Linked DNA regions of Homo sapiens: region 1 is linked to region 2. The links are chromatin loops, found by intact Hi-C in ENCODE. Cell type or tissue: ovary. All regions are shown on one strand. Links, peaks and the distances in the headings refer to the core of each region. The heading gives the core; the rest is flanking DNA.

The links. Peaks named below come from ENCODE experiments on the same cell type or tissue, not always from the same donor. Only the 100,000 strongest peaks of a DNase experiment are listed, where the experiment ranks them.
Region 1: a loop joins it to region 2, with 2.9 times the contacts of the local background. A loop is called at or near these places in 98 of 110 quality-filtered maps.

What each region holds. Positions count from the first base shown.
Region 1 is chr7:151,122,387-151,125,279 of GRCh38, reverse strand. It overlaps AGAP3 (ArfGAP with GTPase domain, ankyrin repeat and PH domain 3), which reads right to left. Exons shown (of 18, transcript NM_031946.7): 9 at 1,394-1,486. Among named protein-coding and RNA genes, the nearest start is that of AGAP3, 37 kb to the right of the region's middle. In ovary, for the core only: a CTCF peak has its summit at 1,160; a DNase peak (open chromatin) is centred at 1,169.
Region 2 is chr7:151,173,141-151,176,033 of GRCh38, reverse strand. It overlaps ASB10 (ankyrin repeat and SOCS box containing 10), which reads left to right. Exons shown (of 6, transcript NM_001142459.2): 6 at 68-336. Among named protein-coding and RNA genes, the nearest start is that of GBX1, 6.9 kb to the right of the region's middle. RefSeq lists an enhancer at 978-1,272 and a silencer at 978-1,272. In ovary, for the core only: no CTCF peak of the experiment used is centred there; DNase peaks (open chromatin) are centred at 1,273, 1,443 and 2,003.

The DNA of each region.
Region 1 (2,893 bases), core at 113-2,612, 51 kb after region 2:
AGGACCCCAAGGAAAGTGGTCCCATTTTCGTAGTGAATTCGGTGAAGTGTGTCTACACACCCACTCACCGCCCACGCCTTCCCTTGCACTCCCCATCTCCAAGCAGGGAGCTGAGGAGCCTACGCCCAAAGCAGAGGGCGTCACCTAGCAGGGTCCCCCACAAAGGAGGTGCCCGGAGAGAGGGGATCAAATGAGCAACAGGTTTGTGCAGGGTCTGTCCTGCACAAAGACACACATACACACGCACTCCGCGAACGAACAGGGAAGCCTCTGGCTGCTGTCACTGTGCTCTTGGCTTTCCAGGGGGCCCTCCAGTAGTCTGGCCCAACTGGGGTGGTCACTGCCAGACATAAATGCAACGAACATTTCAAGAGAGGGGTGAGTGGAAACAATACGGATCACGGCATGGGACCCTGTGGGACCCTGCCCTCTGGGACACTACTCTGCTTGGAACTCTTCATTCTAAATGGACTTTGGCTGGGGGTCAGAAACCCCTAGCCTTAACGAATGAATCCTGGTCACACCGACTGGCCCCTCCCCACAAGCAGTCACACTGCCCATGAGTCCCAGCCCAGGAGAGCCACACCTGACCACAGGCCTTGCCACGCCAGGCTCAGGGGCTCTGGCCACGTGAGCCTCCTCTGTGGTCAAAACCTGGCAGTACGGCTGCCTATGTACATGGCCTCTCCAACCACCAGATCCCAAAAAATTCTGTGCCAAGTGCCCCCGTTCTTATGGGCACCCCAGCTCCTCAGGCTCTTGCCCACACACCAAAGACATGCCTCCCCATCCACCCCAGCTGCTCTGGCTCAACACATCAAAGAGACGCCCTCCGTGGGGCAATGCCGTGTCCACTGCAGGAATCCAAGACCGGAGGTGTGGAAGAAGGCAGGCCCAGGGCCCCCAGGACTGACTAGAAAGGAGGTGGGAGAGGTGAGGAGGTAGTCTACTTTTTTCTTTAAAGACGAACAGAGGCCCTTATTAACAAAACCATGCCAACAGACCTAGCGCTGGACTAGCCCTCAGTATCCCCTTCCACGCAGGCTTCTCGGGTTGCTCATTTTCCTTAGAGAGCCACTCAACCCTCTCCAGACCCAACTCCAGAACCAGCGGGACAGGCTGAGCGCCTGGCTGAACACGGCAGGTAGCTCTCTGCTGCCCTCCGGTGGTGATCAGAAGGTACAGGCAGAGCTCGTGGCCTGAAGGTGGCGGCGCAGAGAAGGTGGCTTCTCACTGGAGAGCCAGTCCCTTGTTAAGGACTCCGCCTAGGAGGGTGGTGCTGGCCTCTGATGCCATCTCCCCCATCACAGAGGCCTGAGAAGAGGCCCTGGGAAGCGCCACATTCCTGGGCCTCATTCTGAGCCCTGGAGCACACGGGAAGGGAGGCGCTGACCTGCTTGATGGGGATGGCGCGGCCGCTCCCGATGCTGTCCACCTTGCACTCGGCAGCCTTCTTCTCCCGGTCCAGGTCAGCACCCTTCCGAGACTGGAAGAGAAAACAAGAGGCGTGTTAAAGAGGCCCAGGGTCTGCCGAGAGCTGCCCACCTGGACTTCCCGGCCTCCCTCCTGCCTCCCTCCTCCTGGGCAGCCCTAGCAGTGGGTCGGGCCGGGGCGGCGGGACGGGAAGGAACTGAGACCACGAGTATTCCAACGGGTTTATTCTTACACACGGCACCATACAGAGCAGCACAGGTCACTGAGCCGGGCCCGCCCCTTACAAAAGAGCAAGGACAGAGAGGCCGAGGGCGCGAGGAGCACGCCCGGGGCGGGGGCGTAAGAGAAGCGGGGGCGAGGAGGTGGACGGTGGGGCTGCTGGTCGGGAGCACAGGGCGCGACAACCGGGAGCGCAAAGTCCACAAGTGAGCGGGCAGATGGCCCGTCTGCGGCACAGACACCACACGGCACGTGGCACCGAGCGCGTCGGCGTGGCCCAAGGGGCACAGTGGATGGACAGAGAGAGGAGAGAGGCCAGAAGAGGCCCTGCACCCTGTCAAGCTCCTGGGGCAGAGTCCACCCGAATGCGGATCCTAGGAAATAGGGGGAGGCCAAAAAGAGGGGGCAAGGCAAGCGCGGCGGCGGCGGCGGCTTCCGGAGCAGGAGCAGGAACGGCAGAGGTCCATGCAGGAAGGAGCAGAGGAGGGGAGGGGCAGGAAAGCGCCCCCCAGGAGCAGCCGGGCCGGGCGGGCTTGGACTCCCCCGCCCCTCTGGGCCTCGTCGCGCTGGCCAGCGCCGGGCGTGGGGCCGAGCTGCCTTCTTCTCCATGCAGCGAGCCTGCAGCGTCCGGCCGGGCCTGGTCCCCGGCAGCCCCCAGCGCGGGCTCCGGCGCTCCTAGCCTTCCCTGGGGGTGGGGTTAGTTACAAAGGTTCCCGTGGGTCTCTGGAGTGGGGAGCTCGGCGGCCGCTTCTCATCTGAGAGCAGTCCCAGGGCCCGGCCCGCCTCCGGCCCCGCACAGGGGGCATGTCCAGAGGTGCTGTGTGTCACCAACTGGTCTTCTAATTTGGAAGGAGTTGGAAAGGCCTTTTTGTTGATGAAAAGTTGGAAACAGTGGCACATATCTGCAAATATCGAAAGAATAAAGATTTTGGCAAGTTATACTCAAGCCCCGCACAAGTCGGTCAGCACCGGTGAGGGCAGAGACCCAGGCGCCTGGGGAGCGGCGGCAGCGGGATGAAGAGGAGGAGGAGGAGGAGGAGAAGGACGAGGAAGAGGAGAAGGACAAGGAGGAGGAGGAGAAGGAGGAGGACCAGGAGGAGGAGGAGGCGGCGGCGGCGGCGGGCGGCAGCGGCACCTGCTGGGCAGACACAGGCCAAGCGTCCACCTCAGCACGGAATGGTATGTTCGCCACTCGGCAGCCCAGGCCCCATCCCTCCCGTTCTCCCAGGCTGCCAGGAGC
Region 2 (2,893 bases), core at 208-2,707:
GGCCCTAGCCAGAACCGGCCCGTCCCCGAACCACCAGAAGCCTCTGAATCCAAACCTCTCCTTCCAGATGTCCATGGCCTTTTGAGAGGGCCTGAAAGCAGATGCCCCAGCCTGCAGAGGGCGCGCCTCTGCACTAACTCAGGCCAGGTAGCCCTGGCAGCAGGAGGCCCAGCTCCGCAGGCAGGTGTGGATGCTGCAATTCCCAATGCAGAGAAGCGGACCGACAGCGGCAGCCGGGTGATGTCTGATGAAGACACACTCCTACTGGGGCTCTCCTGAGGCCCCCTTCTAGCCTGTGCAAACCCTGTATGTGCATTAAAAATCTCCAGGTCTGTGTTTGGTGCTGTCTCCAACAGACCTTCCTCTGAACTGGCTCCCTTGCAGGGGAGTCGGGATGGGCGGACTGACAGGGGCTCCCTGCCTGCCCCACGGTTCCAGCTGAATCACCTTCCCCTTTGGCATCAGCCGGCTGCTAAGGGGTCCCAGGCTTGCCAGCTCCATGAAATGACAGAATGACCGCCAGGTGAGAACGCGTTTGAAAAGGCCTAAAGGAGGTGCAGGGTGCACATGGAGGCAGTGCAGAGAGTTGGGCAGGAAGGCACAGGAACCCTTGGGGTAGGAAGGTGAGGAGGCAGGAGAGCCACCCGGAAGGAGGGGCATGTGGGGTGGCCGATCGCAGAGGGTAACCATGGCTCAGGTGACAGCGAAAGGCCCAGGTTTAGAAAAACAGAACCAGTTCTGCCTATTGCCTGACACGGTAGGTCAGGGAGCACCAGAAGCATGCCTGGTTCCTGCCTCTTTTATCTGCTCCTTCCTTAAATTTAGCTCTGGCCGCAAGAGCGCTGAGTTGAAAGTTCCATGACACAGGTTCTGGTCTTAACTCTGCCATTAACTTGTGGAACGTAAGTCTCTTCCCTCTCTGGGATCACGTTTCTGCATCTGTAAAAAGAGAGGGAGGAGAGTCCCTGAGGGTCATTGCAGTATCAGGATTTTCAGAACCTGCCAGAGGCCCCAGCAGTCGGGAGCTGCCTGCAACCACAGGCGAAGGGCAGGTGGTCGGGACAGAGCAGCCAATCAAGTGCACCGTGATCCCTGACGTCAAGGGTCGCTGGACAGAGTTCCCCCAGGCGGCGGAGTGCGCAAGCGCTGGAGCTCGCGACTTTCCCGCCAACCGGCACTAGCGAGGCGACGAAGGGCGGGGCCAGGAGGGCGCGAAGGGACAGGGGTTGGGGCCTGGAGGGCGCGAGGCGGCAGGGGGCGAGGCCTGGAGGTCGCGAGGCTTTAGGCCGCGCGGACCAGAGCCCGAAGCCGGGTTAGGCGTTGAGAGGCGGCTGAGGAGAAGCGGAGAGGAAGTGAGGGGGCCCGGATTCCCACCCTGGCCTCACGGACCTTGGGCTGACCGGTCTGTCTGGCTTCAGGTACTAGGGCGCGGCTCTGGGACGCGGGTGCGGGTGGGCAAGCGGTGGAGGCTCCTCGCTGTGGAAACCCCAGGCGGACCCCGACCGCACAGGCCCCACCTCGCGGGCAGGAAGCGGCTGCCCCAAGACATGGGCGGGAACCTGGTGCGCGAGGCCCACTCCTGTCGAGGGCCTGCGGGGCGCCCCGTGGAGACCGCGGCTCGGGTGGGGGTCCCGGGGGACGCCCTAGTGCTCGATGGTTTGTTCCGCAGCCGTTCCAGGGCCTGCTGCGTTCAGGCACCGCCGCACGGGGGCAAGGACTGCCCTCCAGGCCCCCACCAGGGTCCGCTTGCGCGGGGTAGCCGGAGCGCGGCGCACAGGAGGAAGCGGCAGGTGCTGCCGAGCCCGGGGAGAGACGTGCGGGATGGGGGGTTGGCAGTCGGTGACAGGGAAACCTGCTCTCTGAGGAGGTGACATTTAGCCTGAGACCTGAGTAGAGCAGATCAGTAGGAGTGGCAGGACGGACCGTCCTGGCTGCGGGCGTGGGTCGGGGGGCACCTGCGGCGGTGGTCCAGGCCAGAGGTGGTCGCGGCGGGCGAGATTCGGGATCCCTGGGAAGAACTGGGGGGCCGCCGCTGGGGGGGATGTAGGGGGCTGCAGAATAGCGCTGTCTAGGGCGACTCGCAGGTTTTTGGCTTGGACCCCTGGACGGTGGTGCCAGATGCTAAGATGGGGAAGACGAGGAAGTAACGGGAAGCAGAAGGCCGTTGCTGGGGAGATGGCACTGGAGCCGCCTAGGAAGCATCTCAGAGGCTGTGGCCCTTGGCACGGGGATCTGGGGCCAGGTCGAGCGCAGGTCTGGGTATCATGCGAGTGCGGGCTCGCTGGTGCGGGAAAGAGTTTGGAGCTCTGCTCCCAGGGAATCCCGACTCCCGCAGATGACTTGCCCGAGAGAGTCCTGCTGGTGGATTTTGATGGAAATTCTATTTGATCGCACCCACTTGGTTCACTGTGTGCTTCCGGGTCCCCAGGTTTTAGGTGCTTCATGCCCTGCTGGGAACGAGACACGCTCCTGCCCTCAGTGAATCTTCAGTCTAGTCTGAGAAACAAGGGTGTGAACAACCAGTTAGAATACAAGGGGCAATAGGATGAATGCAAGATAAACGTGGGAGCAGGAGCTGGGGGCATGAAGAGGAGGGTGAGGAATGGGGTTGAGATCTGGGAGGGCGTCCCAGAAGAAGGACCCTCCTCTAAAGTGATAGGAAGATGGGGGAGGATTTCTGGCCACATCTGGAGAGCCTGCGATCATGGGATGCCTTTTTAAGGACGGGGAAGGGAAGAAAGGCGATGTGGAGTGGTGGCTGTGAAGGGGCTGTGCACAACTTCACATATTGTCCCCTTAGCGGGCAATGTCAGGAGGGTCCTCACTGGGGTTAGACATTCAGACTCTTGCGAGCCAGGGCGCTCCCTCCCCAGCCTCCTGGCTGTTGGTCCCG